Regions from separate parts of the Homo sapiens genome. Here all the other regions are linked to region 4. A link is a loop called in an ENCODE intact Hi-C map of the cell type or tissue named here. Cell type or tissue: Calu3. All regions are shown on one strand.

Region 1 (8,000 bases), 160 kb after region 4:
ATTAGTAATATTATTAGTATTAGTAATACTAATCAATAATACTAGTTCAGTATTCATAATATTATCATCACTACTAATACTCAAGTATGGGACTCCTGCCATAGAGGCAGAATGTTGAAGAGAAGAATGAGAAGGAAGAAAGTTTCCCAGCAGCAGGCCCCTAACTCTCTCTCTGCTGATTTCCACCCTTCCTGAGGTCTCTGTCAAAGAGTTAACTCCTCCATGCCCAGAGGTGGTAAAACACAAGCCCTTTTACTTCTTACTTCAAAGAAGGGGGTTAAAATTTTGCAAAAGGCAATTTCAAAACCCAGAGGAAATAAAGACCCACATTAAGAAAATGCATCAGCATAATGGAGCACCTGTGTTGATGCACCTGGAGCAATTAGATTTCAGGAGCGTCACATAGCACTTCCCTTCTGCTACTGCCAGCAGGAACACACCAGCACTGAGCCTTCTCTGGTTAACTGGAACACCTCAATGCACCCATTTCAGGCTCCTTTGACACCCATTCTGAGCTGCTTTTAATTGAATATGTGATGCTTTTTCCCATGGGCATATAGCACTCAATTTAGGGGAAGAGAAGAAGAAGAGATTTCACTCTCAGATGTACATGAGGGTGTAAAGGGAAAGGAAATTTAAAAATCTCAGGACCCCCAGAATCCTTATGCAAAAGGGAAGACTAAGCCTGGAGGTTGAGTCATGCAACACCCTCTTCCAGATGAATAGCTGTTACAAGCATTATACATCATGCCTCAGTTATCTACAAAGGACCACCCCTGCAGGTCATTCATAAGTAAATTCTTTGCTGGCCTCCTGTAGACAAGAATTTTAGGTCTACAATCTAAGCTTAGCTTCTAAAACTAAAGTCTGCTGATTCCACACTGATAATGTTGATTGCAAGCTTATTTCCCAATGTACAGAATAAAGACAAGATCAGTCATTCCTCCACCTACTCAGAGAGGCCTGCATAATTGATTCTTTTCTTTACTCCCATTTTCTCTTTAAACATTCACCTTATCATATGTAAAATGTAAATTTAACTGGGCACTAGTTAAAGTCTCACAAGGATGGAAACATTCCTCTACGGCCTACCTGCCCCTCTCCCTACCTGCCTCCCTACTTTAAGGAAATGTATAAATACCAACCTCCTGAAAGCCTCTTTGTAAAAACAGCCACAGATGTGTCTGTGGCTCATTGCTTTTCAGGGACATGCCCTAAAGCTGACTTAATAAACCTCGACTGACTGGGACATTTTCCTCAGTCACTCATTTCCGTTATCAGGGGAAGCTCCCACCACTTCACTCCTAAGGCTGCCCAATGCCCCACACAGCTACCCTGCTCATTCCTTTTCTTCCCCTTCTTCTCACGGAATTTGTGAGGGGGAAAATTTTCCACCACTCTAGATCTGCCAGCAAAAGTTCCAAACCACTGATGGAACTTACCTGCAAAACAGATGCAATGAATTCCTCCATGATCCAGTTTAATAGCAATAAGATGGCCAAAGTTGACAGAGCACAAGCTCTTTATCCTGAGATAACTTGGCCACAGAGTAGCTGGTGCTACTCCTGAGACATATGTGACCCCTATTTCTTTCTCCCCCAACACTGGCTAAGGAAACTGTCCTCAGAACCCTCTTTTCATCATGAGGAGGTACCCATCAAACCCTCTGTCCTCCTTCCTGCCATGGAGGAAGTTAGAGACCACTCAATCTTGGCCACTCCCTTAGGTGGACAGTGGGTGACTAATGGGTCAGCAGGACATTTCTGGATAGCAGATGGTTACTTCGTTACTGGAAAGAGGTCCTGACCCAGACCCCAAGAGGGGGTTCTTGGATCTTGCACAAGAAAGAATTCGAGGTCAATCCATAGAGTAAAAGGAAAGCAAGTTTATTAAGAAAGTAAAGGAATAAAGAATGGCTACTCCATAGGCAGAACAGCAGCATGGGCTGCTCAGTTGAGTAACCTATAGTTACTTCTGGATTATATGCTAAACAAGGAGTGGATTATTCGTGAGTTTTCCAGGAAAGGGATGGGCAGTTCCTGGAACTGAGGGTTCCTCCCCTTTTCAGACTATATAGGGTGACTTCCGGACATCACCATGGCATCTGGCATCTGTAAACTGTCATGGTGCTGGTGGGAGTGTCTTTTAACATGCTAATGCATTATAATTAGTGTATAATGAGTAGTGAGGATGACCAGAGGTCACTTCCATCGCCATCTTGGTTTTGGTGGGTTTGGGCCAGCTTCTTTACCACTTCCTGTTTTATCACCAAGGTCTTTGTGACCCTGTGTCTTTTGCTGACCTCCTATCATCCTGTGACTAAGAATGCCTAACCTCCTGGGAATGCAGCCCAGTAGGTCTCAGCCCCATTTTACCCAGCCCCTGTCCAAGACAGAGTCACTCTGGTTCAAACAACTTTGACAACTTCATGTTTCTCTAAGTACTATTTAACAAATAGTACTTTATTGACCCTTGTTCCTGCCTGACACCTTCCTGCAGGAAAGATAAAGGATTATAACTACATTTCAATATTTAAAGTAAACTCAAAGACAATTCTAATTTTATTCTTGAAAGTAATTTCATATTCTTCCCTCACTAACCTTTAGTATGAGTGGCTAGTGGAAAGAAAACCTAATAGTTTTTCATTTTAACTTCTTTCTCTTTCTTTTCCACACAATAATGGTGTGCTAATTGTGGTCTTGAAATAGCCATAAAACGATAATCAAAGAAGACTGAAAGTCAACACACTGGAAAATCCTGGCTGAAAGAGCACTGGAAAAATCAACAAGGATTATTCTGGTTAACTAGGCCTGTCTTTGCAAATATAAAATGCCAAACGAATGGTAATTTTATTAATCAGTTGTATTCATCATGATTCACTCACTTCAGAGATTCAGATGCCAGCTGAATGTGTTTCTTGTTTGCATTACTTACAATACAATAACCAAGTGAATCTTGGGAGGCTTGGAGACATTTTGAGAGGTTAATTATTTAATAGGCACTTCCACTGTATATACCATGTGCCAGGCACTATTCTAAGCCTTTGACAATATTAATTCATTTCAGCCTCATAACAAGCCTGTCTCTGTTACCAGAAAGGGGTCCCAATCCAGACCCCAAGAGAGGGTTCTTGGATCTCACACAAGAAGGAATTCAGGGCGAGTTCACAGAGTGATGTGAAAGCAAGTTTATTAAGAAAGTAAACAAATAAAGAATGGCTGCTCCATAGGCAGGGCAGCCCTGAGGGCTGCTTGTTGCCCATTTTTATGGTTATTTCTTAATTATATGCTAAACAAAGTGTAGATTATTTATGAGTTCCCCGTTTTTAGACCATATAAGGTAACTTCCTGATGTTGCCATGGCATTTGTAAACTGTCATGGCACTGGTGGGAGTGTAGCAGTGAGGACAACCAGAGGTCACTCTCATTGCCATCTTGGTTTTGGTGGGTTGTAGCCAGCTTCTTTATTGCAGCCTGTTTGATCAGCAAGGTCTTTATGACCTGTATCTTGTGCCAACTTCCTATCTCATCCTGTGACTTAGAATGCCTAACTGTCTGGGAATGCAGCCCTGTAAGTCTCAGCCTTATTTTACCCAGCCCCTCTTCAAGATAAAGTTTCTCTGGTTCAAACACCTCTGAGATTTCCCCATTCCCTTTTGTAAGAGAACTCTTAATCTTAATGGTTGCAGAGAGACAAAGATCCATCTTCTGTAACTTTTTCATTCTGATTAAGGGTGATGATATTTCTGATTAAGTATTAGGGTCTCTTGTATTCAGGGTAGAGAGGAGCTCAGTCAGAAAGCATCAGTATGGTGAGGGCCATTCATAACTCTGAGTTCTGACAAAAAGTGATATCTGAAAGATTAATAAGAGTTTAATTTAAGAAAACATTTGGTAAGCTTATCCTGCACAACCCTTTGTGTATTCCTACACAAAGAGTAAAACGGCAATATGTTCCACAACAGTAAAGAAAAATAAGCAAAATTATCCCAAGCAAACTAAATTAGAAGGCTTTCCATGAACCTGGCAATTGTTGAAACCATGCTGATATGGGGTCACTACCTGATTCCAATGAGCCCAGAATTAGAATATTGATCCAGATTTTTATATTACCCATCCCTCTTGTTTCTTCTGAACTGCAGGAATCACTCGTTGGAATGAGCAGGGTCAGTCTAAAGTGCAGGAAGAAAAGCTTAAAACAACTGATGAGACTAGAATATAATAACAGGTATACCATTGTTCTTGAAACATAATTTTTCTCTCTCCAGTTTCCCATTTTTGCTAAAGACAAATCTTGGTAGGACTGATTTGCTTTATTGTACTTGGCCTGATTATTTGTATAAAGTGCAGCAAAAATAATTATTTTTCACATAGGCTTTTTAAATTGGCTTTGACAAAACTTTGTTCCATAAAAGGAATCTCAGATAAGACTTTTTTTTTCAAAGCCAAGCCCAGCCATGGGTTTGTACCCTCTAATACCAATAAGTTGAGTAAATGCCTCTCCTCTTGAGGTCCCTAGGTAACTCAGGCTCCTGGGTCTGTCAGAAAGTGACATTTTTTACTTACCACAGGTCAGGAACCCTGTACAGGGACTATGTAGACAAGGTATGATGTCAGTTTTCCCAGGGGACTTTTATTGGCTCTACCAGTTAAGTTTGATTTCTTAAAGGAAAGCACAACATTCCAGTCAAAGCCTTGGTAAAAATAACCAGTTTCTCCAACTGTGTCCTGTTGCAAAAGAAAACAGATTCTTATTGCACTTATGCAAATAACTATATTGCCATAAGTTAAGAGTACTCACAAATAATTTTCAAATTCTGGAGAAATCAGGTAGAGAGAAACAAATGTGCTCCAAAGTTTTTCACAGGAATATACTTGACTTAATTGCTACAAGCTGTAAATACTAATAGCTCAAAAGAAAAGTTTCCTTGACTCTGAAAAACAAAACAAAGGATCAGCAACGTTTTAAGCAAAAAATTAAAAAAGAATACTTCGGTCTTTTATTCAGTCCATGCAGTTAACTCCTGCTTTGTTTGATATACATGAACATTTCACCTCTCCCTGAGAGTCCTGAAAGTATTTTCCTCTATTCTAATGTCACAATCTCCAAAGTTATCAGAAACCTGCATTCAAGAATACCTGTTAAAGTCCTATAGTTGATTATAAAACCACCTTTTGAAGAGGATCAACACAAAACAACAATTGTCTGTGGATGGTAAAGTCTTAGGGCAGCCACAGTCAAAAACACAATTGACAAATAAATATGTTACTTCTGTAGCACACATTAATTTAACATAGCAATTATAATTATTACTGATAATGTACACTAAGTCCTATCAGAATTATAGGAGTTTCATATAATTTTGGAACACATACCATTAATGTATTTATACAAATAGAGCCCAAAGACAGCCAAACACCATTTTATGTTCAACAATGCTTCCTGTATGACTTTTATACTACATAAGTCAAATTTCACTTTTACATTAGTGTACTATTAATGTTAAACCTTCATAGACATATCTACCCAATTTTAATGTTTGACCATAAGGTAGGATTCTCATAAACCTTTTATAACTCTTTACAAACTTTTTATTAAAGAGCAGATCAGTGCTGTAAGAAAAACCTATTGTGCTTTTATCCTAATGTTCAATTTATGGAAAAACTGAATGATACCCCTTTAACTTTAGCCAATATATTCACACACAGAATTTCTTTTACATGATTAATTTTTCACAAATCCTCCACAACTTGTTGAAACCTTCAGCTTTATCTTATTTAACTTTAAACAATCCTTTAACCCTGAATTTCAGATTCCCTGAAATTAAGGGTCTCATTTTTATACCATATCCTCTAACCCAAAAAGAGGAAATCAGCCCATTTCCTATAGGAATCTTATCTGTCAGTGGGGAATGGGGACATTTTCATAACTTCTAGGTGGCCAAGAGCATGCTTTTCTGATGTAAACTTGCAAAGAGCTGAGGATCTCCCCATAACTGCCATTAGCTATCCCTGAAACTATATTTCCTACCTAGTCACACATCAAAGCTCTCTCATAATGTATAGTAATTTCTGATACCCTCCAAGTCAAAAACATCAGATAATGCAATGAAAAATAGAACAGACCCTTAGATTTTGAGATGGATCTATCCACTTTAATTCCTTGGGCTTTATGAGGAAAACAGAGGTTTTACCAAAAGGAGGTCTGTGATGTCTCCTCTGTTTTTCCCAAGGAGTTCCAGGCTGTTAGAGCTTGAACAAACTGACTTTTAACCATAGCACTCAAATCCTTTTAAATATCTTATTACCTGACTTTAGCCATGCCAAACAGCCGATATTTTTTGCTCAGAGAAAGGAAAGTTCAAGATGGTTTGTGGAGAGGAAGAGAATTAACCAGTGGTAAAGGTTATACAGATTTTAAACCAGAAAGGATTCATTCCCTAAGCCAGGATTGAACCCTGGGCCACCATTGTAAAATGGTGAAGCCTTAGCTATTGAGCTACAGCATTGGCTGGTTTCCGTTGTTCTTCCCAGAAGGATTTTAGAGCAGCCAATTCTGAGCTTGCAAAGTCTTTTAACTGTTCAAGATAATTTTTAGGGATAAATATGACATGAACCCCCAAATTCCTATCTGTTGGATGGTGGAAACCAAGAGAAAGAACTGCCATGTGGTTACAAGTTCAAGCTCCCAAGGACATTTTTCAACATGTGGTCTCTGGGCACAATGAAAGAGCAGACAGTTACCCTGAGTAACAGAAAAAATAGAAAAGAGAAAGGAGAGAAAGGGAGAAAAGCATTGTCTGGTGGGGCGGCAGGGGCAGCTCCTCCTGTGGCAGGGTGGGGAAGGAGAGGTGCTCAGGGAGGCCAGAGAAAGACCCACCCATTACAGTAACACTGTTCAGGTGACCACTTGTCGGTAGCGAAGGGATCTTTTCCAGCAGTCCTATCCGCTCTCAAGCGTCCCTCTTAGGAAGAAATAACTTTCACTCGTGTCCGTGTGAAGAGCCCACCAAACAGGCTTTGTGTGAGTAACAAGGCTGTTTATTTCACCTGGGTGCAGGCAGGCTGAGTCCGAAAAGAGAGTCAGTGAAAGGAGATAGGGTGGGGCCGTTTTATAGGATGTGGGTAGGTAAAGGAAAATTACAGTCAAAGTGGGTAGTTCTCGGCAGGCAGGGGCGGGGGTCACAATGTGCTCAGTGGGGGAGCTTTTCAGCCAGGATGAGCCAGGAGAAGGAATTTCACAAGGTAATATCATCAGTTAAGGCAGGAACAGGCCATTTTCAATTCTTTTGTGATTCTTCAGTTACTTCAGGCCATCTGGATGTATACGTGCAGGTCACAGGGGATATGATGGCTTAGCTTGGGCTCAGAGGCCTGACATTCCTGTCTCCTTATATTAATAAGAAAAATAACAAAAAACAAAATATTGGTAAAGTTTTGGGGTGGTGAAAATTTTGGGGGGTGGTATGGAGAGATGATGAGTGATGTTTCTCAGGGCTGGTTCGAGTGGAATTAGGGGCAGCGTGGGAACCTAGAGTGGGAGAGATTAAGCTGAAGGAAGATTTTGCGGTAAGGTTGTTAGAAGGCGCATTTGTCATATAGAATGATTGGTGATGGCCTGGATGCATTTTTGTATGAATTGAGAAACTAAACAGAAGACACAAGGTCCAAATAAAAGAAGGAGAAAAATAGGTATTAAAGGACTAAGAATTGGGAGGACCCAGGACATCCAATTAGAGAGTGTCCAAGGGGGTTCAGTGTAATTACTTGTTTGGTTGGTGAGTTTTTGGGCTCTATTCTTGACAGAGTCCTTTTTTTAAAGTTGGTGGCTGAGCTTCGTGAGGTGTGTTTTTAAAAGACCATTAGTCCATTTTACCTTTCCTGAAGATTGAGGATGATAAGGGGTATGAAGGTTCCACTGAATACCAAGAGCCTGAGAAACTGCTTGGGTGATTTGACTAATAAAGGCTGGTCCGTTATCAGACTGTATAGAGGTGGGAA
Region 2 (8,000 bases), 250 kb after region 4:
AGGGGGCTGGGGAGGGGACGATGCCTGGGCTCTGTCCAGGTGACAACTGAATGGACTTAGCCCTCGATGGCCCTCCTTCTTGGCACTCAGTGCTGTGAACTTTTTAAAAGTATGCCCATCCATCACATCTTACCCAGGATTCCAGAAACAGAGAGATTGGGAAGAAAGTGAGCAAAATCTATTTCAGATCCATGCTGCCCCTTTTCCTGTGTTCTCTGTTCTTTCTCCATGAAAAAAAGGGAAAAGAAAACTGAGCTTTCTTTCCCCAACCCTTTTTCTTTCCAGCCTGATCTACACAGCCTAGTTCTTGGGCATACAGATTTCACAGAACAGTCTCTACAATACCCTGCACGAAAGCCTGCCAAAATGACTCACTAAATCAGCAAGTGCAGAGCACACGCAGTAAAAACTGAGAAAAGAGCAGATCTGCCCTTGTATTTATTTTACAACATATCCAAGAGCAATGAATGTGAAAGGCAATTTACGTACTCAAATTAAAACTGACTGAAGTTAATCTGCTTTAGGTTTAAATGTAGCTTGGTTTATCTTTGATTGTAAGAATTACAGACTAAAGTATACATCCACCAAAATGGCCACTCTTAAAAAGATGAGCCAGATCAAGTGTTGGGAGGATCTGGAGTAATCGGAGCTCCCATGTGTTCCTGGGAGGAGTATAAAATGGTCTAACCACTTTGGAAAGCTGTTTGGCAGTGTCTGCTAGAGCTAAACATATGCCTCCCTGGGACCCAGCAAGTGTACTCACAGACCTGTACCCAAGGGAAATGAAAGCATGTGCCTGCCCAAAGATACGTGCAAGGATGATTTTAGTCCCAATAAGTGGCAAACATTGGAAGCAACACAAGTGACAATCAACAGTGGAAGGGATGCAGAGTGTCATATTCATACAGTGGAATCCTACACAATAATTTTGTTTGAAGTACCAACTACACTCTCATGTGACAACATGGGTGGGTCTCATAGGTGCAATGATGAATGGCTCATGCCTATAATCCCAACACTTTGAAAGGCTGAGGTGGGAGGATTGCTTGAGCCCAGGAGTTTGAGACCAGCTTGGGCAACATAGTAAGACCCCATCTCTACAAAAAATAAAAACATTAACCGGGCATAGTGGCTCACGCCTGTAGTCCCAGCTACTGAGGAGGCTGAGGCGGGAGGATCCCTTGAGCCCAAGAGTTCAAGGTTGCAGTGAGCTGTGATTGCACCACTGAACTCCAGCCTGAATAACAGAGCAAGATTCTGTCTCAAAACACAACAACAATAACAAAAACAGTATATTTGGTATGGTGCCATCTATATGAAGCTCAAGAACAGGCACAATCTGTGCTGACAAAGGGCAGAGTAGTGGTGACCTTGGAGGGGTGGCAGGGGTTGTTGTGAAGGAGCCTGAGGGAGGCTTTGGAGAAGTTGGAAAGGTTCCCCATCTTTACGTGGATCATGCTGCCCGGGTGTACACATTTTTAAAAACTCATGGAGTCATGCACTTATAGTTTGCTGATTGTATGTATGTTAAAACTCAATTTAATTTTTTTTTTTTTTGCTGTTTTTGGGGGTTTTTTTGTTTGTTTGTTTGTTTGTTTTTTGGGAGATGGAGTTGTACTCTGTCTCCCAAGCTGGAGTGTGCGATCTCGGCTCACTGCAACCTCCGCCTCCTGGGTTCAAGCAGCCTCCCAAGTAGCTGGGATTACAGGCGCCCGCCACCAAGCCCGGCTAATTTTGTATTTTTAGTAGAGATGGGGTTTCACCATGTTGGCCAGGCTGGTCTTGAACTCCTGACCTCAGGTGATCCACCTGCCTTGGCTTCTCAAAGTACTGTGATTACAGGCATGAGCCACTGTGCACGGCCCCTCAATTTAAAATCTAAAAAAACTTTGTAGACAAAGGTAGCACCTCATCTTTGTTCTCATTCCAGAGGCTTATCAAAGAGTCACAACACTTTCCCCACACTTCGATTGCCTGGGAAATGATGAAAGCAGACAACTTACCAACTTACCAGGTGAGATAAAAATCATGACGAGGCAGGCTGCCCCCGCCAACAAATTTGACATGGCCATGGGGTAGATGCGGCCCACGCGGTCAATGGTGATGAGGGCTATGAAGGCCCCCGGGATTTCGACCAGAGCGGAGTAAAGGAAATCCAGGTAGAGGTTCCCGCTGGTGGCGCCCATGTGCAGGATGAGCCCCTGATAGAGCACAGAGTCCGTGAACCTGAGCCAAGAGGAGGTTTCAAGTCAAAGGCATGAGTCAGAGACTGAAGAAAAAAAAAAAAAAAAAAAGCCCCTCGCAGATGGAGAAAGAGCATGAATCACTGGGTTTAGAATGCCCTAGAGCAATATGAGAAGAGGGGAGTAAAAATGAGAAAGAGTGTCCTAGAAGGGCCCCAATGATACATTTTTTTCATGATAGATGTGAGAGTCTGACTTGTAGGATATGCCTCCAAGTCTCCTGGAGACTGCACGTGAGGATGGCTACTGTTCACTGCAGATTTAAATGTCTGGTTCTGCACCAAGCCCTGCACGTGCGTACCTCATCTGACACCCCAACAGGCCTACGAGGAGGTGGGCAGGAGAGACCAGGAAGTAAGGGGCCAGGTGTCGGATTGCTTTATGAGCTGTGTCACCTTGAGGAAGTTAACTAACCTCTCTGGGCCTCAGTTCCCTCGTCTGTAAATGGGATTGTAATAGTACCTCCCACATCTGTTTGTCTTGAGTACTCACTGAATTAGCGTACAAAAGTGCCAATTATAGTTCCCAGCACACAGTATGCACTCAGGGCACTCAGAAGACTCAGGGCACAACAGACAGAGGCATGGGCCAGGTCTTTCCAACCGCACCATGGCATTCCCGGCCCTTTACTGTGCTGTCCTTAGTGGGCGCTATTGATTCACCTACGCTCTTCCATTCACTGCACACCCCCTCCGTCCATATTTGAGAAAATGTAGCAACATTACAGCATATGGCACACAGACCCGAGGCCTAGCTAAATCACTCTCACCTGAGCCAAAATGTAGGGTGCCTCATGTGTCACTTCGGGGGGAAAATATCATTTGGAAGCTAGAAAGCTTTTACAGTCATATTTACATTGTGAGAACAGATTTGGGTCAATAAGAAATTACTGTCTCATCCCAGCATGCAGATTGCCTATCAGCTCCAAAACTGAGATGAAAATGCATGTTGCTAAGGAATGTATCCTTCTTTGATAAAATTTCGCCTAAAGAAGCATTGGGATGCTTTTGTTTCTAGTCCTAAATTATTCCTGATTGGACAAAGGGTCAAGAGAACAAGAAACAAGGTGCTTGCCTGCAACTCAAGGAGTTGAGGTTAGCCTGAGTGCCTCTGTACCATTTAGCCAGTTAAAGACAGCAGTCATATTACTGATAAAGAAACTGGTTTAAGAGAAAGGAACGTGTAACCTTGATTTTCCTGTCAACAAGCCAGTTAACAAATGTGCCGGGCTGCCACCTGTGGGCAGAGCTCATGAATTGCATGTGTGTATTAAAATAACAAAAAAAACCACATTGACATTGAACATTTCCTGCATGGATGCTGTACCCTCTTCTATGTCATTTACACATATAATCTCCTTAATCCTCCCAACACATCTGTGAGATAGGTACTATCACTTCTCCCATTACTGAGGGGGAAATTGAGTCACGGAGAGATTAAGGCCCTTTGGAAGGTCACACAGCCAGGACATGGTGGACAGACCTTTCGAGTCTCAGTCATGACAACCAGCAGGACAGTAGAAAAGGGCGTTCAGGGGCCAAAGGCGTGAGGCCTTGTGGGCCACAGAAAAGGATCTGGCTTTATTCTCAGTGATTAGGAAGCCAGCAGAGGGTAAACAGGGAGAGACAAGGTCTGTTGAGCTCTAAGGGATGCCTTTGCCTGCTTTGTGGAGCACCGAGGGGCATGGGTAAAGCCAGCAGGCCACCCAGAAGGTGCCTACAGTAATGCAGGTAAGAGATGCTGCAGAACTGTCCATGAGACAGCTGACATTTATACAAAGAATTAGTGCCAAGGACAGGGCTACTACAACCCCAGCAAGGGAACCCAGGGTGCCCAAGATGGGAGGCAGCAGGTTCTGAAGGCATTTCCAAGCCAGTTGATGGAACTTGCCAGAGGACTGGATGTGGGGGTAACAGAACAGAAGAGTCAAGAACACTGCCTTGTGGGGAGTCTCGGAGCTGGGGAGGGGAGCTGAACAGCGTAGCAGAGCGGGCAGTTACTTCCACTGCAGCGGCCAGTCCCAGCCTCCATGCTGAGTTCAACACTGAGTATCCATGGAAACCCACCAGGTACATGGGGCTATTTGCAAAGGTTCACGGGCCCAGCATGTGGCTGGGTGCAGGACCCCAGCGGCAAACTCGGAGACAGGGAGGGTGAAGGTTGAGGCAGGACAGGACACACTGAACCTGGACAGATTCTGGGGCACAGTGTTTACTCATTCAACTTTCAGCAAATATTGATTTAGGGTCTGCAATATGCCAGGCACTGACTTACTACAAACTCTTTGTTCCAATAAAACCTCACATAGAAGAGCAAACAAGTGTGCCTGGGTAGCGGAGCTGCTCCCGCTGAAGGGGCCAGGCCCAGAGTGCAGTTGGGGGGCCCTCACTGTATGCTGAGGGGAAAGCCCTTGTGCGGAGGAGGTGAGCCAGCATCCTCCTAGGGAGCAGGGCAGGGGATTCCTGCTCGTGACAGCAGCTGGGGGAGCATGCAGACCCCTGGAATGTGCAAAGCGTGTGTGCGTGGGTCCATGTGGGTGTGCGTTCTCTAGTCAATAGGTAACAAATGCACAGAGATGCTCAGGTAGGGTCTCTAGGGTGTTTAGATATGAGGAATGGAACTTCCTCCTCGAACGCTCCAGGAGCTCTCATCCACCTTCTGACGCCGAGTCAAGACTTGGCTATTCCCAGAAGATGAGACCATGTGGAACGGAGGCAGCCCCGATAACCCTTTATCCTATTTCTCTCATCCCACTGGTGATCTCCCAAAGGTAACAAATGCTCCTCACTAAAATGAAGCCTTTTCCTTATTATTCAATCCCCAAGGGAGAAACAAAAAGAGCTCTTTGACCACTCACAACTATATTACAATTCTTTTTCCCTTTCTCTTTTTCCACCTGAGTATTCCACTGTCTCTAATCTATAGCCCAGTGCTTGGGCGAGCGTGCTGATTCTGCCTGGAGAGACGCACAGGAACGCCCCTCACCACAGGTACATCAGGATGAAGGTGCGCTTCCTCAGGCGCGGCGTGCGGAACAGGTCTGCAAATGAAGGGCTCAGCTTTTCGGTGACATCCTCTTCGAGGGAAAGCATCTAGGAGGGAGGGAGAGCATCAGCCACACTCACGCTGTCATGAGCAGAGCCACCTGGGAGCCCCTGGGGAGGTGAGCCTTGCCACCACCGTGCTTCACACCCATGACAAGGGGCACAGTTCTGCTCTTTCCCCTGGCAGCCCCAGACGAATCTGCACCAGAACCCAGCCCCAGATTCAGTGATGTGAGATACCCCTTCCTAGATTTCACCTTTAAATCAGCAGGAGGCAACTTCCCATTCTTTTGAGCGATGTGGTCCATTATCTTTATTGCTTCAGTGTTTCTTTTTTGTGATAACAGCCACCGAGGGGACTCCGGCACACACCTGCGAACACCACTCATCACTATCTGGCATTTTCCTCGGTCTGACGTTCAGCCCTGAGCGGGGTGATGCTGTTGCTCAGTGCAGCCTGCCCTCCCCACGTTGGGGCTGTAATCCCTCAAGAGGATGAGGACCTGGGGTCACTGTGCGCTAGCCCATGTGGCCCAGGTCACAGCTCTGTGGGTCACTCAGACTCCTAGTGTCACCTAAGATTTATAGACCAAAAGGGAGCCATCGCTTCCTATGTAGCCTTCCTTCTGTGCAGCAGGGGCCTCATCTCTCCTGGGGCAGCCTTTGTCCCCCACGGAAAACACTCACAGAGCAGATGCTCCATGTATATTACCCGATGACACCAGGACATCTCCAGGCAATACAAGGGCTGTTGAACACTTCTCAAAATATTTCTCAAACAAAATAAAATGTATTTACTGTCCTTTAAAATCAAATCAACACCATGCTGTCTATTTCAAATGGGACGAGGAGGGTACAACTCAAAGACTGGGCCTCTCTGGCATAAGGGTCTTCTGAAAGCTGGCCGGCATTGACTGCCTCACCCTGCCTGAGCATGCAGAATTTGCCTTTCTGCTGGAGAGATCCCTGTTTCACAAGGACGAGGCAGGGGAAGGGCAGGCTCCTCAGAACTCCCTGGCCATACGTGTACAACTCTTTCATTTAGAGAGACTGGGTTAACTCTAGTGCCACCCACAGATGAGGTCTGCTCTCAGCAAAACTAAGACAAAAGGTGGAGGGATGAGAAATTCCTCTCTGTGGACCTTTCTGCTACCCCCTCTTCCCTCCACCACAATAAAAACTGACCTGTGGAGTTCTTTGCCCTTCAGACTCTGCGAAGCACTCACAGCTAATATGATTAACACCTTGTTTGGACTGATTCTGTGTCATAATGGCTCAGGGTACACAGTCCCCAGAGAAGGTTGCATTGAGCAGGCCTGTTGTTCCTTCATTCTGTCACTCATTCATTCAATCAAGATCAAATGCCTGCTCTATGGCTAGATGAGAGGTATTTCAGTGTCTTAATAATAATACCAATAGTACTATAAAAATGAAGAAGTGGGAGAAGAGCAGAGATGACAGCAGAGAGGAAGAGAAGAGGGGGAAGAGGGAGAGGATCAAGAAGATAACAGAGCATCTGACTTCATGCCAGCACCCCTGGGACGGACTCTAGGGGACTCTCGGGAGTGGTAGCCATTGCAGTGGGATTGCCACCTGTGGAGCCTTTCCTACCACTGGACGCTGATACAGATTTCCCAAGGCCACTGAGCAACCCTCAAAAAGCTGCCTCCTTCACCCGGGAGTGAGGTTCAGCCTTGTGTTTCTGGAAAGTGCACATGCTGAGGCCCTGAGTTTTCCTGGATTTCTGTCCGACTCTTGGCATGGCCCACCTTTATCTGGGGGAACCTATCTAAAGAGGCTTTGTCTGAGGAAAGCTCCACATGTAACCTGGGCCGCCTGGTAATAACAGAACAACCTGAACAGTACAAGCGGTGGGAAGCGCTGGCTCCACGCAGCCCCATGCGATATGCGTGTGGGAAACCCCAGGCTCTGTGCAGCCCTATGCATCATGCCTGTGGGAAACCCCGGGCTCTGTGCAGCCCTATGCATCATGCGTGTGGGAAACCCCGGGCTCTGCTCATCCCTATGCATCATGCATGTGGGAAACCCCGGGCTCTGCTCATCCCTATGCATCATGCATGTGGGAAGCCCCAGGCTCCCCTCATCCCTATGCATCATGCGTGTGGGAAACCCCGGGACCAGCTCATCCCTATGCGTCATGCGTGTGGGAAACCCCGGGACCAGCTCATCCCTATGCGTCATGCGTGTCGGAAACCCCGGGACCAGCTCATCCCTATGCGTCATGCGTGTGGGAAACCCCGGGACCAGCTCATCCCTATGCGTCATGAGTGTGGGAAGCGCCGGGCTCCGCGCAGCCCCATGCGTTATGCATGTGGACACCATGGCCTTTGGAAGACGGCCTGTAGGCGCCCCCCACTCCAAGAGACTGGTCCCTCGAGAGGACAGAAAGCGCAGCCAGAGGGGTGGCCGGCGCCCCTTCCCCGTAGGCAGGAGGAAGGGCCTCACCAGTAGTAGAGCAGGAAGAGGAAGGTGGGCAGGGAGACTGCCAGCTGCAGCCAGCGCCAGTGAGGCAGGGCGTAGGCCAGCCCGGTAAGCGCCACCAGCCCCACCGTGAAGGCCATCTGGTACATGATCGCCACCGTTCTTCTGGAGCCCGAGCCAACAAATTCTGTGACTGAAACAGGAGGTGTGGACGTTATGCGGGTTCCTTGCAGGAGCCCAGGAGCCCGACGCCGTGCGTTCAGAAGCTCGG
Region 3 (8,000 bases), 170 kb after region 4:
AACCCTATAGCCATTTGGAAAGAATTAAATTGACTTTATACTTCACACCATACACTGAGATAAATTCAAACTAAATCAAAGACTTGAAAGCATCAAAAAAATTAGTAAAATTACAAAGACATTATACGAGAATTTCTTTAAACTTTCACGTGGAGAAGGTCTTTCTAAATATGACCCAAAAAATCCAGAATCCATAGAAGAAAGGTCAATATGTTTGCTTTCATAAAAATAAAATATTCTGCGTTAAACAACTACTATAAGCTAAAAATAAAATTATAAACTTGAAGAAAATATTTACTACTCTACATTGGGCTAATTTTCCTAACAATTCCATAAAAGCGACCACCTAATAGAAAAAAAAAAATAACAGATTTGAGCAAATAATTCAATGAAAAGGAAATAAAAACAGCTCTTAAATATATGAAAATATGCTCAACTTCCTTCATAGTAAGAGAAGTTCAAATTAACACTGCACTAATAACTACTTGGATTGTCAAAACTAAAATTACTTGGTAACACACTATGTTGGGGAAGAATGGGGAGAAATGTAGTCTCCCGTGTTGCTGGTAGGAATTAGATGCCTCTATAATGGACAATGCAATAGTAGTATAAAAATTACAAACATGGGCTGGGTGCAGTGGCTCATGCTTCTAATCCCAGCACTTTGGGATGCTGAGGCGGGTGGATCACAAGGTCAGGAGATCGAGATCAGCCTGGGTAACATGGTGAAACCCCGTCTCTACTAAAAAAGTACAAAAAAATTATCTGGGTGTGGTGGTATGCGCCTGTAATCCCAGCCACTGGGGAGGCTGAGGCAGGAGAATTGCTTGAAACTGGGAGGCAGAGGTTGCAGTGAGCTGAGATCGTGCCACTGCACTCCAGCCTGGGCGACAAAGCAATACTCTTGTCTCAAAAAAATAAAAATAAATTAAATAAAAATTATAAACATGTATATCCTTTAACCTAGTAACTCTACACCTCTAGAAGTTTACGTGTACAAAGTGATATATGTACAGGACTAGTCATTAAGGCAATTTTTTATAACAAGTGTTGGAAACAACCTAAATGACCATGAATTAGAACACCAGTTAAATAAATGATATGCCATTCTGTAAAATTATACAGCCATTAAAAAGAATGAGGCCATTTCACATACGCTGACAAGGAAAGTTCTCCAAGATATATTGCTAATGGGGGAAAAAGCAAAACATAGAAATGTATATATTCTATCATTTGTGTAAAAATAGTGAAAGACATATATATAAATACTTGTAGCTCTGGAAAAATATACAAGAACCGTAACACTGGTTGTCTATGGAATTGAGTGACTGTGAGATACAGGTAGAAGGGAGACTTCAATGCTTACCTTTTTGTAATTTTGAATTTTGGACCATATGAACCCATTCAAACAGTACATTAAAAAATTCTAGATAAAGACAAACCTATCTGACACTCTCCCCACAAGTTTGTTTATACAGTATGTTTAGATATTTTTATTTATTTTCTTCTTACTCCACTTTTGGCCTGCTGATACCACAAACAACTGATTTTTATTCATTTTACCAAACCTTCATGTTTAACATTTTCAGTACTTGGGCAAAATGCTGGTAAATCACAGTGGTCTGAGGCTTTTCCTAGAACTTGAGTCTTAGAGTTGGAAGAGGCCTTTGAATCCGAGCGGAGGTCACACACTCGCAGCCTGCAGGCCACCAAGTTCTCCAGTGCTTTCTTTGGCCTACAAAGTATTTTTTTAAAGTGGGAAATTCCACATAAACTGGATTTCCAGGATCTGTTTTTAAAAAGCAGAAGATTTGGTAACACTGAGAAGATATTTCCTCTTGTTGGCAATTTGTAGGAGCTGAATGATCGCTTGGCTTTCTCAAGGGCATGCCCTCTGCAGGAGGCCACAGTCCCCACTGTTTCCTATTGTCTTTGGTACATTGTATGATCTGCTTGGTGCATGCAGACATTTGAGTTGGAGACCTTTCATCTAAACCAACCACCTCCCACCCCGTACCCCTCTCCCCATGCAGCTTCCCACACACATGGGCACCTCCCGTCAAAGACAGTCTAAATCCTGTTTACTGCTGTATCACTGGAACTCAGCACAGTGCGTGGCATACACAGAGCAGGAGCTTACCAATTATTTGTGGAATAAATGCTGAAGTTCCTTCTACAGCATGCCTAATTGAAGTTTCTTTCTCTAGCCAGCGCCAGTGCCAGGCAGGCAGTAATATGTGTGGTGAAGAGCAAGTCCTGTAGAGCCTGAGCCCTGCCGTCACATTTCCCATGTGTGTGGCTTTATTGCCTTAATGCCTCAAAGCCTCAGTTTCCTCATCTGTAAATGGGGACAACAGTACCTACTCACTGGATTAAAGAAGAAAATATGCCTGACACTAATTAAGTGTCGATTGGTTCCTGATTAAATTGTTATGGTTCCTAAGGGCACTAAACCTGTCCTAGTTACAAATATAACCTGTGAACTTATACCTAATACCTTATCTCACTTCTTAAGCCTGTTTTCCTTTCTGTAAAATGAGGATAACAATAGCTAACATTTACTAAGAGCTCTACCCAGTGCTTTCCATGCCCTTCCCATGCACCTTCTTTTATTGCACTTCATTTTATTGTGCTTTGCAGATATTGTGTTTTTTAACAGATTGAAGGTATACAGCAACCCTACATTAAGCAAGTTTATTTGCAGCATTTTTCCAACAGCAGGTGCTCACTTCATGTCACTGTGGCATGTTTTGGTAATTCTCACAATATTTTAAACTTTTCCATTATTATCATATCTGTGATGGTGATCTGCAATCAGTGATCTTTGATACTGCTATTGTAATTGTTTTAGGGCACCACAAACCATGGCTGTGTAAAACAGCAAACTTAATTGATAAATGCGTGTGATCTAACTGTTCCACACACTGAGCATTCCCCCATCTCTCTCCCTCTCCTTGGGCCTTCCTATGGCCCAAGACACAACCATATTGAAATTAGGTCAATTAATAGCTCTACAATGCCCTCTAGGTGTTAAATGAAAGGAAGCGTTGCAAGTCTCAACTGTAAAGCAAAAGGCAGAAATGATTAAGCTCAATGAGGAAGTCATGTTGAAAGCCAGCATAAGCTGAAAGTGAGGACTCTTGTACCAGGTAGCCAAGTCGAGAATGCACAGGAAAAGTTCTTGAAGGAAGTATAAAAATGCTACAAATGAGAAATGAAACAGCCTTATTGCTGATATGGAGAAAGCTTGAGTGGTCTGGATAGAAGATCAAACCGGTCACAACATTCCCTTAAGCCAAAGCCTAACCCAGAACAAAGCCCTAACTCTTTTCCATTATATGAAGGCTGAGACAGGTGAAGAAGTAGCAGAAGAAAAATTCGAAGTTAGTAAGTTTGGTTCATAAGGCTTAAGGAAAGAAGCCATCTCCATAACTTGAAAGTGCAAAATGAAGCAGCAAGTGCTGATGTAGAAGCTGCAGCAAGTTATCCAGATCTAACAAAGATCACTGATAAAGGTGATCACACTAAACAACAGATTTTCAATATAGACACAACAGCCTTCTATTGGAAGAAGATGCCATTTAGGACTTTCATGAAGAGCGAGGAAAAAATCAATGTCTGGTTTCAAAGCTCGAAGGACAGGTTGACTCTCTTGTGAAGGGTGAATGCAGCTGGTGACTAGAAGGTGAAGCCAGTGTTCATTTACCATGAAAACCCTAGGGTCCCTAAGAATTATGCTAAATCTACTCTGCTTGTGCTCATGGAATAGCAAAGCCTGTGTACAGATAACAGTACATCTGTTTACAGCATGGTTTATTGACTATTTTAAGCCCGCCGTTTAGACCTACTGCTTAGAAAAGAAGATTGCTTTCAAAAGATTACTGCTCATTGACAATACATACACCTGGTCACCCAAGAGCTCTGATGGAGATGTACCTAAAGATTAATGTTGTTTTAATGCCTGCTAACACAACATCCATTCTGCAGCCCATGGATCAAGGAGTAGTTTTGACATTCAAGTATTATTATTTAAGAAATATACTTTATAAGGCTATAGCTACCGTAGATGGTAATTCCTCTGATTGTTCTAGGCAAAGTACATTGAAAAACCTTCTGGAAATCTTTCACCATTGTAGATGCCACTAAGAACATTTGTGGATCATTAGAGGAGGTCAAAATATGAACGTTAATGGGAGTTTTGAAGAAGTTGATTACAGCCCTCATGGATAACTTTGAAGAGCTCAAGACTTCAGCATAAAAAGTGTCTGCAGATACAATAGAAATAGCAAAAGAACTAGAATTAGAAGTAGAGCCCGAAGATGTGACTGAATTGCTTCAACCTCGTGATAAAACTTGAACAGATGAGGAGTTGCTTCTTACAGATGAGCTTAGAAAGTGGTTTCTTGAGATGGAATCTACTCCTGGTGGAGATCCTGTGAACATTGTTGAAATGACAACAAAGGATTTAGAATATTACATAAACTTAGTTAACAAAACAGCATCAGGGTTTGAGAGGATTGACTCCAATTTTTAAAGAAGCTCTACTGTGGGTAAAATGCTATGAAATAGCATTGCATGCTATAGAGAAATCTTTCATGAAGAGAAGAGTCAATCAACATTGAAAACTTCATATTCTTGTTTTAAGAAGTTTCAACAGCCACTTCAACCTTCAGCAACCACTGTCTTGCTCAGTCAGCAGCCATCAACATAGAGGCAAGAGCCTCCACCAGCAAGATTACCACAAATTGAAGGTTCAGATGATTGTTAGCATTTTTAAAAAATAAAGTATTTTTAAATTACATTGTTCTCTCAGACATAATATTGCACATTTAATAGACTACAGTATAGTGTAACCGTAACTTTTATATGAACTGGGAAACCAACAAAAATGTATGATTCACTTTATGGTAAAACTTACTTTATTGTGGTAGTCTGGAAGTGAATCCCCAATATCTCTGAGGTATGCCTGTATTACCTCATTGAATCCTTGCAGCAACCCTATGAAATAGGCGTTATTATTATTAACCCCACTGACAACTGGAAAAAAAAAAAAAACAGGCCAGAGAAAGTAAAGGACTTGCTCAAAACCACACAGCCAATCAGTGACAAAGCCAAAGTTTCAATCCTGGCAGCTAGATTTTGTGGCCCATGAATTTGTCTCACCATCAGAGGGTTGGGCTCATGAATGGGACAGTGCGACGAAGCACCCGTCGCAGTGCTTGGTATTTAGTTAGTAGTCACTCACCGGTGGCTGATGTTGTTGCTGCTGCTGCTGTTGTTGCTGCTGCTATTGTCATTTTTCTTGTTGCTGTTGTTGCTGCTATTGCTGTTGTTATTGTTACTGCTGCTATTGTTTTTGCTGTTGCTATTACTGTTGTTATTGCTATTGTACTTATTTCTACTGTTGTTACTGTTGTTGCTGCTGCTGTTATAATTATTGCTGCTGTTCCTACTGCTGCTACTGTTGTTGCTGCTGTTGTTGCTGATGTTGCTGCTGCTGTTGTTACTGCTGGTGTTCGTACTGCTGTTGTTGCTGCTGCTGTTATTGCTTCTGTTGCTGTTATTGTTGCTGATGCTGCTACTGTTGCTATTGCTGTTGCTGCTACTATTACTGTTGCTATTGCTGCTGCTACTGCTGCTGGTGTTGCTGCTACTGTTGTTGCTACTATGGTAATGATTGCTGCTGCTGCTGCTGCTGCTGTTGCTGCTATTACTACTGCTACTTCTGTTGCTGCTGCTGCTGTTATTGCTGCGACTTCTGTTGTTGCTACTGCTGATTTTGCTATTTCTGTGGCTATTGTTGCTGCTGTTGTTGCTCTTAATTGTGATGGTGTTGATTCTGTTGCTATTGTTGCTGCTATTGCTAAAATTGTTGCTGCTGTTGTTGCTATTGTTGGTTTTGTTGTTACTGTTTCTGTTGCTTTTGTTATTGTTGCTGCTGCTGTTGCTGTTGCTGCTGCTGCTGATGCTGTTACTGTTACTATTGCTATTACTGATACTATTGTTGCTGCTGCTGTTGCTCGTGTTGCTACTGTTGCTATTGCTGTTACTACTGAGGATCCTATTGTTGCTATTGCTGTTGCTGCTGATGGTATTACTGTTGCCATATCTGTTGCTGCTACTGTTACTGTTGCTGTTGCTATTACTATTGTTGCTGCTGTTGCTTTTGTTGTTGTTACTGCTGCTGTTGTCACTGATGCTTCTACTGTTGCTATTGCAGTTGCTGCTGTAATTACTGTTGTTGCTGCTGTTGCTACTATTGCTGCTACTGTTGCTGCTGTTCTTGCTTTTGTTGTTCCTGCTGCTGCTTCTATTGCTGCTATTTCTACTGTTGTTGTTTCTGCTGCTGTAGTTGTTGTTATTGTTGTTGGCAGAGAGACCAGAGGAGCTCAACTGACTTGATTTTACCTCCCCATCTGGAGCTTTAGAGAATTCCAAAACCATAGGGTGATTTGGGTAAGCTTCTGCCATCCCTCGTCTCAGATTGGATTGGTCCAGAAAACGAGACAATACTAACCAACTCCAGGTGGGGGAAATTCTGTGAGATGCTGGGTGGCTGGGAGCAGCCCACAGCTGATTCAATATTGCTATAAACAGGAACAGGTCCAAAGGGCATGGCTGGGAACAACAAAATGAAGAAAGCAGCATTTCTACGATGAATATCAGCAATGTCCTGGCATTCACGAAGACAAGATGATTGAGAAAACTTGCAATTTGAACAAATGTTTTAATTGCAGTCTTCATTTATCAAGCTGTTGAAAAGTAAATACACTTTGAAAAAATAATTTTTCAAATTCTATTTGCATAACTAATGATAACAAGATTTTGCAATCTTCATCTTTAACTGATATAAGATTAAGTTTAGACTTTACCCACATTCTCTATTACAGAGAAAGGTGAACACCCTAAAAAAGGAACTTATTTAGGCCAGTACCAATTCAACAAGATAATTTTAGGAATAACTCTGTCGACATGAGTTATCAACAAGTTCTGTCCATTTTCTTTGTGAGAACCACCACTCAGAACACATTGCAAGACTAATCCTGAACAAAGTTTATAATCATTTGTTGTTCCTCTCATTTATTACCCACTTTATTTTGGTTTTCAGCCTCCTCATAATTTCTTTCTCCCCTCTCCATTTTTATTTCTTATTGCAGACCAAGAAAAAATAAAGAAAAGATGATTTACCTCCAAGTTCAGAAACTAGACATTCCATTGAACTAAGAAGAGAGACCGTTGCTGCTGTCATGACCTAGCTTTGATGGCAGCAAGACCAAAAGTAGAAATCCCTGCACTCATCACAAAGCCCATACAACTCAACCAAACTTACCCCTGAGCCCTATCAACCTAGGTCTACAGCCAGTGGAGTCTATTGTACACTGTGGAAAAATACCCATGGGACCAGATCCTGCCAAATTCTTCCAGCTCACTTTATTCTCAGCATTCCTAGGACATTGGACATTGGTTTTCTGGAGGGTTTTTTTTCCATCTTTGTATTTTTTTAAATTTGATTCTTTTCTTTGCAATGCTATCTAACCAGAATACATAGGGGAACTGTGGGCTAGGCAAACAAAATAGAAAAAAGTGTGAAAAACAGTAAAGTTGGGAGAGGAGCATCTATTTTCTTAAAGAAATAAAACACCCAAAACAATATAAAGTTGTCCAGAATGTATGTCAAGAATTTTAGATAGGCCTTTCAGTAACACAGGTGAAGAAATTTTTAAAAATACATTGATTATTATCTAGGTTAGACTTAAAGTGAATCTCAAATAAAAGAATCAGGAATACAACTTAAGTGATCATGAGGTCCTTCCATATTTAGATTGGGTAAGCATGAATGTGTATTTTCTACAAAAGACCTTGAGAAGAGTTCAATAAAAAATGTTAGCATTATAAAACCATTGATGATCATTTTTTAGTCTGGTAAAAATGTCTTAACATTTGTGGATTTTAAAATACATGTTAATATTTTATAAAAGTAATATTATGAATACATTTTT
Region 4 (8,000 bases):
AAACCATCAGACTTACAAAAAGTTGTTTAATTAAGTCATCAGTCATTTACATTTACTTATAATTAGTCTTACATTAAGAAAGTTACTTTCTTAATACTGGAACAATATGTCAAATTGTCCCATTGTTTGTTGCCCTGAAGATTTTAAAACTTCAAGTCAATGCCTCAGAGAAAGATGAGAGAGAGGCATGATTAATTTTGCAAAGTGGGAAAAGTACAATTTTGGGTAGGAACCTGCATCCTTAAAAGGGACATATTCTTAGACGAATTTGTTTTGGGAAAGAGTACGAATGTAGGTTGAGGATCTGAAAACTGGCTCCCTTAAAATTATCCAGGCCGACAATTCCTGTGATCATCTTTGCAAATCTCCAAGTGGTATGCTTACCCCAGTTTCATGCTGCAGTCTAACCACTGCATTAGACTCTAGCATGAAGAGAAAATTAATGTGGTTGGAATATGAATTTTGAGGAGTCTCATAAATACATATTCATAAGTAAACTATCGTATTTACTTATAAAGTCCAACTTCTTGCCTTGGTTTTACAGCTAATGACCTGTCACCTAACATAGTTGGAAAAAATTTGGAGGCAGTAGTAGTTGGCTTCTCACAGAGTTGCTGAGATGATCAGTCAAGATGTAAGAAGTAAAGAGATTTACAGATATGCATAATAGTTGTAATCATGGTCATTTTAAAGGATTTTTATTATCAATTTTGGTTTTTCGAGGTACAAAAATTTTATTTTAAGTAAACAAGTTGATGATTATTTATCTGAAATAATTTCTCATTGGAATTAAGCAGGCATAGTTATTCTATGTACTAAAATAAAAGTACATAGAATTTCAGAAAGCAAACAGCGAAATCAAACTACCAGCGGAAATGCAACATTTGCTTTGGAAAAGTATCAACCAGTGTCAAATATAAAAACCCAAACAGTAGAATTTGCTTCATCCATCTGTACTTCAAATAGCTGAGTTAGCTAGCAGAGGCAAACAGGAGTGCTTTTCGTAGATGACATAGCAAGGCCTATCAAGAGCTTGCCTTTTAATACATGTATTCAGCTGCTTTTGAACTATGTGAATTAAAATGCCCCCAAAATATTCTTTAAACCCATAAAATATTCTTTAATATAATACTGATTATCTTCTTGACTGTCCCATAAAAGGCATAGTCAAATAGGATTTCTCTTATATTTGATATTTAAATAAGAATCAATTTAAAATAAATACTTCAATGGTTAAAGTGCAGCGATAACACAACATTTTCTAAAGCTTTATGATAGGCATCTGGGCCAGATACTGCCTGCCCTTCTGTGTTTTCTGTACCTCAGGGGACTACATTTCTCAGATTCCTTTACTGGCAGGGTTCTGTGTAGGTTGTACCAGTAGGGAGCTAGTGCAAAATCAGAAGGTAGGAGGGAGGTAGTGGACATTCTGCTTCTGGCTGTGGCAGCAGCTCCAGCTCCAATCCTGACAGTGGTGGCTGTGGGAGTCAGCCAGTGCCCCGTGTGCCTGGCCACATGGGGGCAAAGGGATACTGCCCCACAGCTGCCAGCTTTGTAATGGCCACCCAGCAGGGCAGGACACTGCAGGAACTGTCCTTCCTGACCCCTGTCCTCTCCTTCTTCTTCAGCTCTTCCAAAACAGCTCAAATCCTAACGCTTTTATTAAATCCCTCTCTGGTTAAAATACCTAGCCTGGTTTCTGTTTTTGTGACTGGGATCTTGCCATCTTTCAAAGGTAGAAAATAAAGCAACAAACAAATTATGTGTTTCTAAAGAAATGCACACACATCCACACACGCTTGTGTTTCCTGTACAGGGAAAACTGCAGGCCCAAGGATTGAAGGGCTTGATGTTGACTCTTGCTCATAGAGTCAGGGGGCAGACCTCTGCCTCTAGGGGCTGACGCTTCCTAATCAGCTCTCAGCTTGCTGCCTGCCTGCTGATGCAACAGCTCTGGGCCTGCGATGTATCTTTCGTGTTTAAAGAGAGATTAGCGGGCACCAAAGCCATGAGCTTCACAGGCTAAGTACTTTTTTCTGATATAAAGTACTAAAAGCTTGTTGTAGTTCCTTGGGAGACCAAAAACCCACCTCTTGTCAATGGGAGATCATTGTGGATCACCAACAATTCACTTAAGTCTGAATCAATGACGCACATTTATGTCCTTCTCCTAAGGCAATCTATGTAGAACAACTGGGGCATCTCCTATTTTTTTTCAAAGTATACACATGCAAAAACATTAAGCAATTTTAAATGTTCATAAATCCATGTGTACCCATTCTGTTACTTATTAATCTTCAAAGTCACTTTTACACAAAGAAAATGACGCCTTTTGGCATGAGCAGAAAGTCAGTCTGATAAAAGACTCAAACAACTGTTGGTGTAATGTAAGGATAACATTGCTTCGTTTTGCAGAAAGCCTGAGTAACTGTAGCCAAATGAGAAACTTTTGAAGGGTTTCCAAGTGAAGGTTTTTCTTAGCTTTTCTTCTTTGTTAAAATCCAAACAGACATTATGTTAATTTGAGTTGTAATGATGAAATGCTGGGGCAAGTAATTATTAGATATATGCTAAAGTTGTCATTTCTAAATTATCCTTAAAACAAGAGCAACAAATAATCTCCCATTTACAAAGGTCAAAGGTAAGAAGCAAGGCAGAAAATAATGCAAGTATTCAAAAGGCATAGAAAATGTGGCATATATACACCATGGAATACTATGCAGCCATAAAAAATGATGAGTTCATGTTCTTTGTAGGGACATGGATGAAGCTGGAAACCATCATTCTCAGCAAACTATCACAAGGACAAAATACCAAACACCGCATGTTCTCACTCATAGGTGGGAATTGAACAATGAGAACACATGGACACAGGAAGGGGAACATCACACACTGGGGACTGTTGTGTGGTAGGGGGAGGGGGGAGGGATAGCATTAGGAGATATACCTAATGCTAAATGACGAGTTAATGGGTGCAGCACACCAACATGGCACATGTATACATATGTAACAAACCTGCACGTTGTGCACATGTACCCTAAAACTTAAAGTATAATAATAATAAATAAATAAATAAAATAAATAAATAAATAAATAAACTCAGGAGAGGGGCCTCATTTGCTCCTCAGACCATAGGGAATGGACCCAGGTGACCATCAGCTGGATTTTTCCACTGGGTTCTAGGTTAGCCCTCTTGAACAAATTCTCACTTAAGAGATTCTAAGATTAGACGATATCACAGTATTTTACTTTAGTTATAAGCCATCGGAAATAGCCCTCATTTGCGGTGTGCATTGTTCTAGGAGAAAGGGAAGTCTCTGAAGTCAAATTGCAATATCTATGTGCTTCTGTTTTAATTTTCTAGGGATGAGTTGTCAATGGAACCTTTCCTAATCAGCTCTTAGCTTGAAATCAGGAGTCACTAAACTCTTCATCAGTATTAAAAATAATAATAATAATAATAATAATCACTGATACTGTCAGGTGTGGTGTGCTCCTGGCTACATTTTGCACTGGCCAAAACAATGACATGTAGACCTCCATGGGCAACTTCCATTTTTAATCAACCACACAGTACCATAACAGAGCCTAATAATGGCTAAAAATTATAGTAATCATAAATAATAATTTGGTTTGGGTTTCCATGAGGAAAAAGGATGTCATTATTAATTTGGGTCACCATGAAAAAATTTTAACATGATCTGATGGCACTATTTGGGCACCTTCATTTAATGTCAAAAAGTTAACACTTCTTATACTACAGGTATAAAGAGTAATTATCAGGTATGTTGGAGATCACTCCAATTTTGTTTGCTTGGCATTATGCCGAGAAGGCTGGGAGGAATACCAGGCATATACACACCTTGTTTCTGTCCCTGGGAGGTACTTGTTATATAGTTTGGGAGCCAAGGTCAATTTCTGTGAAGCAAATGTAGAGCAGCTGAGATCTAAACAGAATGGAATCGACTAAATGTAAGATAATTTCAAACAAAGAAATGGCCCATGGAGGTAAGAGCAGCTGGAGACTTGAAGAAGGTTGGACCAGAGAAGGTCCCACAATGAGCTGGATTTAGGTAGAAATCAAAGGAAAAAGAAGGGCACTGAAGACAAGATGAGGAGCAGGTCCAGCCACAGAGACAGAAACGTGGGTGCCAACAAGGTTCTGCCTGGCACATGACTGGGAAGTACACTGTTTTAAGCTGGGCAGCTGCTTCTCCCCATCCCACCTTTGATGGGGAAGGGAGTGTGGGTCCAGGGCCAAGACAGGAAACCAGGGGATCTGCAATGATTGCCCAGAATGGGGTGATTTAGTTTAATGCAGAGAGGCATCATTATGAGATATAGGCTCTTAGATCCTCACTTGTCATAGAAGCTGTTCTCCAAGGTTCATAACTATCAGGCTTTACTGTAGGTTAGGCAGCTAAGCTTCGAAATAGGAGGGAGAGATGTCTTCTAAATGCATCACTTTTTTTCTAAACTTGTGAAATTGGGAGACATGAAAGTATTAAATCTGTTTGAATAATAATTCCTGTCATTTATTAACTTCTGCCCTTGGTGACTCATCCTCAGGTTGTACAAGATACATATGATACGTCAGCCCCTCTCTCTCCAGGCTGTTTTATTTCTTTGTAGTGAAGGCTTGCAGTTACGCATCTTAAAATGTTTACAATTTCTCTAAATAACTGAGACTGTCTAAAGACGAGAAGAAGATGAAAGGTTCTAAATATGTTCTGGGTTCTCTTGGCAAAGACGAGTCCTAGTTCTGGAGCCAGACAGCCTGGATGTCTTGACTTGGCCGCTCCCAGGTCTGTGTCCTCTGGCGATTTTCCAACATTGTTGACTCTTGTGTTCCTATCTGTAAGATGAAGAACTGGAATGATGAGTCATTGGTATAATATACATAAAGTACTCAGCCCAGTGCCTGAGACACAGTAACTGTCCAATAAATGTTACCAATTGCATTATAATCAGTGATATAATGCTGATGATAATAAAATATATATATATAGAATTACTTGAGGTAAATGAAAAAATGCCTGAGCCCAACTCCAGTCCAATTAAATAGGATTTAGTCTAATATGCAGTTGATATAGAGGTTATCAACTATTTACCTGCTGGAAGATAGTTAATTTCAGCGTATTTTATAGGACTGGCTTCCCCCCTCCCTCAACACCCTACATTTTATGTCTACCTGAAACCTCAGAAGTTGACCTTTGGAAATAGGGTCTTTGTAGATGTAATGAGTTAAGATGAAATCATGCTGTATCAGAGCGGGCCCTAGTCCAATGACAGGTATCCTTTGAAGAAGAGAAAACAGAGACACAGCCACATACCAGAAAAAAGGCCATATGAAGCCAGAGACAGAGATTGGGGTGATGCATCTACCAGCCAAAGAGTGCCAAGGACTGGCAGCAGTGCTGGAGCCAGGAGAGGGGCATGGAACAGACCCTCTCCTAGAGCCCAAGAGACAGCATGGTTCTGTGCACATCTTGACTTTGGACTTCTGGCCTCCAGAACCAGGAGCGAATCAATTTCTATTTTCTGAAACCACCCAGTTTCTGGTATATTGTTTCATCAGCCCTAGGAAATGAATACTCCTATCAGTTTCACATAAAACAAAGATTAATAAAACAACAAGGAAGATAGCTCTCTCTTCTGCATTCTCACTCCTTGGAATTCAGGGATGAGCTTTGTGCTGAGTCCTGGTCCACACAGCTGCATCTCCCTGGTGGCTCACTCATCTCATTCCCCAGTTGCAGCCCCCTGGAGAGAGTGTACATCTTTTTCCCACCTCTCAGGTGTCAGCCTGGACCCGCAAGATACTGGCTTCCCAAGCAGAGAGGACCCGACAACCTAGCCATGATGGGACTGTCTCTCAGGACAGACTCTGACCAGTAAAAGATGGAGCACAGGAGAAGAGGGAGCCCAACCCCCTCCATGGCTGTTCTGAGACACAGATATTCCACTAGACTTTGCAGAGCTCCCTGGGGAATGAGGCCAGTGCCTTGGCTGTGGAGTTGTGGCTGGCTTGGGGTTCCTCGCTCTGAATTGCTCTCCCTCCTTCCTGCCGCTCTTGCTTTCCCCCCTCTTCCTTCCCTAGGATGGCAGCCCTTGATCAAGAATTAATATATAAGCTTTTGCCCCAGGCTCCGATTTTTAGGCCACTCAGGCTAAGGAGTGCTTAACAAGTGGATCATAGCCATCTGAATAGGGCTACTCTATTTTAAATTCATGCCTCCCCATTTTGGAGGAGTCTGTTTAAAAAAGTATACATTATAAGTGGTGATTAATTAGTTCTAAGTAAGTTAATCAAAGGCACAAATACTTGGCAAGCATAGCTACTGTTTTTCATGAACTAAACATCTTGAGTCACTGCATTGATTTAATGCAATTCCATCCAAAAGGATGAGACCCACACAGAATCCCACCCAAGGCCAACCACGTTAGACTTCACTATACAGACTCTGCCCCATCCCTGCTGGAGCCAGTGCTGACCAGGTTCAACACAGTCTCCAAGGCTGTCAGCCCAACCAGCAGGTCCTGCTGCCTGGATGGGTTTTGTTGCTCTCAGCCCTGCAGCCATAAACCTGGCACTACCAGGGTTTCCCTTCCACTAAGAGAGAAGAGTGCTAAGCCGGGGCATGAGTTAAGAGCTGAAATTGCAGCCTCGCTCTGACCATCTGGGTGTAGTATCATCAACACTGGGAGTACAAATGGTCAAGAAGGGACCAATCTCTGACCTGCTCTACCAGTGGGCTAGGAGGAGAGACGTGTCACAGAGTCAAGTGGACATGCCACGCTGCACATCAGGGCACAGTGACAGTTGCCTGACACCCCTTACTTGCTCCAGTGGCAGTGGCAGGACTGAATTTTGGAGAATTACCCTCCCCACTGTGAACAAGAACAGAACCCTGTCAGTTAAGGTGCTTGGCCATCCTTTGCCGTGGCCTCCCACATGGCCACGTTGGATTATTCCAAGGACTGGCTGACAGAATTGATGTTCTCCTGCTTGGCACTTGGTAGACTCTCCATAAACACTCGTTCATTGATTGGATCAGTCAGTTGGATATTCCAAGGAACTGGCACAAGACTGATATTAAATACAAGACAAAAAAATGGCTCATGATTAAGGGCCAATTCTATGGAAAAATCAGGTCACACAACTTTTTAATCAAGTGAGATGATCAGCCTTCTATACGAGATATTTCATCATCATGTCATCTGACCGTGAGTGTTCTGGAAAGATGACTAAATTGGATGCTCTAGCCAGTGACTATCTAATACATTCACCTCTTTGGGAGCCCAAGAGGGGAGTCTTCCCCTTGGCTTCTCTCCTTGGTTTGGGGGTAACTGACAGCCAGTGCCCTGCAGCTCCAGTTGTCTGGATTATTGCATTTCCTAACACTGGTCTCGTACCTGCCCAAGCAGGCCATGACTTAGCAGCTGATGCACAATGCAGCTTTGGGGTAATTCTTTCTCTGTTCCTTTACTCTCTAATAAAGAACCACAATCAGGTAACATCTCTATTTTCATCATACTTATTCTTGTTGCAGATAATTGCTGTTAGCTTCTTAAGCTGATTCCTGTAAAGTTTATTTGTAAGAAAATAAAAATAGTGAATAAGGTGGTGTATAGAACAGTCCCAAAGGGAAAAATGACTAAATTCAGAAGCACAATGTAGACAGGCAACTTAATGGGGACTGGACTCACAATAAGAGGCATTTCTATGAGCATTTTATAGAAATATTTTTTATCATAAAATAAGCAATTAAAGTAGAGATTGAGAAACATACAGCAACTTAGTAAATCATTATTTTCAAAAGGAGAGCTCATGACTTAACACAGTGTTCTCAAAGTGTGGTTCCTGGTCTAGCAGCAACAGCATCATCTGGGAACTTACCAGAAATGCAAATTCTTGGGATCCACCTCGGGCACACTGAGTCAAAATTTCTAGGGGTGGGTCCCAGAAATCTGTGTTTGAATACACTTCTCCAGGGGAT

Evidence for each region. A loop is a pair of places that touch in the nucleus more often than their neighbours do. Peaks named below come from ENCODE experiments on the same cell type or tissue, not always from the same donor. Only the 100,000 strongest peaks of a DNase experiment are listed, where the experiment ranks them.
Region 1: a loop joins it to region 4, with 2.1 times the contacts of the local background. A loop is called at or near these places in 3 of 110 quality-filtered maps.
Region 2: it touches region 4 in a loop (4-fold over the local background); 3 of 110 quality-filtered maps call a loop at or near these places.
Region 3: it touches region 4 in a loop (5-fold over the local background); 3 of 110 quality-filtered maps call a loop at or near these places.

What each region holds. Positions count from the first base shown.
Region 1 is chr6:160,233,305-160,241,304 of GRCh38, reverse strand. The region is part of intron 9 of SLC22A2 (solute carrier family 22 member 2); the gene reads left to right. Among named protein-coding and RNA genes, the nearest start is that of SLC22A2, 22 kb to the left of the region's middle. RefSeq lists enhancers at 279-1,173, 1,174-2,069. In Calu3, no CTCF peak of the experiment used is centred here; a DNase peak (open chromatin) is centred at 3,454.
Region 2 is chr6:160,133,879-160,141,878 of GRCh38, reverse strand. SLC22A1 (solute carrier family 22 member 1) reads right to left here. Exons shown (of 11, transcript NM_003057.3): 4 at 7,754-7,922; 5 at 5,545-5,659; 6 at 5,229-5,335; 7 at 2,012-2,226. Among named protein-coding and RNA genes, the nearest start is that of SLC22A1, 16 kb to the right of the region's middle. RefSeq lists an enhancer at 6,788-7,987. In Calu3, a CTCF peak has its summit at 3,487 (motif pointing left); a DNase peak (open chromatin) is centred at 3,458.
Region 3 is chr6:160,216,656-160,224,655 of GRCh38, reverse strand. SLC22A2 (solute carrier family 22 member 2) reads left to right here. Exons shown (of 11, transcript NM_003058.4): 11 at 7,158-7,901. The coding sequence ends at 7,224. Among named protein-coding and RNA genes, the nearest start is that of SLC22A2, 38 kb to the left of the region's middle. In Calu3, no CTCF peak of the experiment used is centred here; no DNase peak of the experiment used is centred here.
Region 4 is chr6:160,388,358-160,396,357 of GRCh38, reverse strand. The region is part of intron 1 of SLC22A3 (solute carrier family 22 member 3); the gene reads right to left. It overlaps LOC124901453 (a long non-coding RNA gene), which reads left to right and starts at 4,205. Exons shown (of 3, transcript XR_007059843.1): 1 at 4,205-8,000. In Calu3, no CTCF peak of the experiment used is centred here; DNase peaks (open chromatin) are centred at 1,527, 1,887 and 4,817.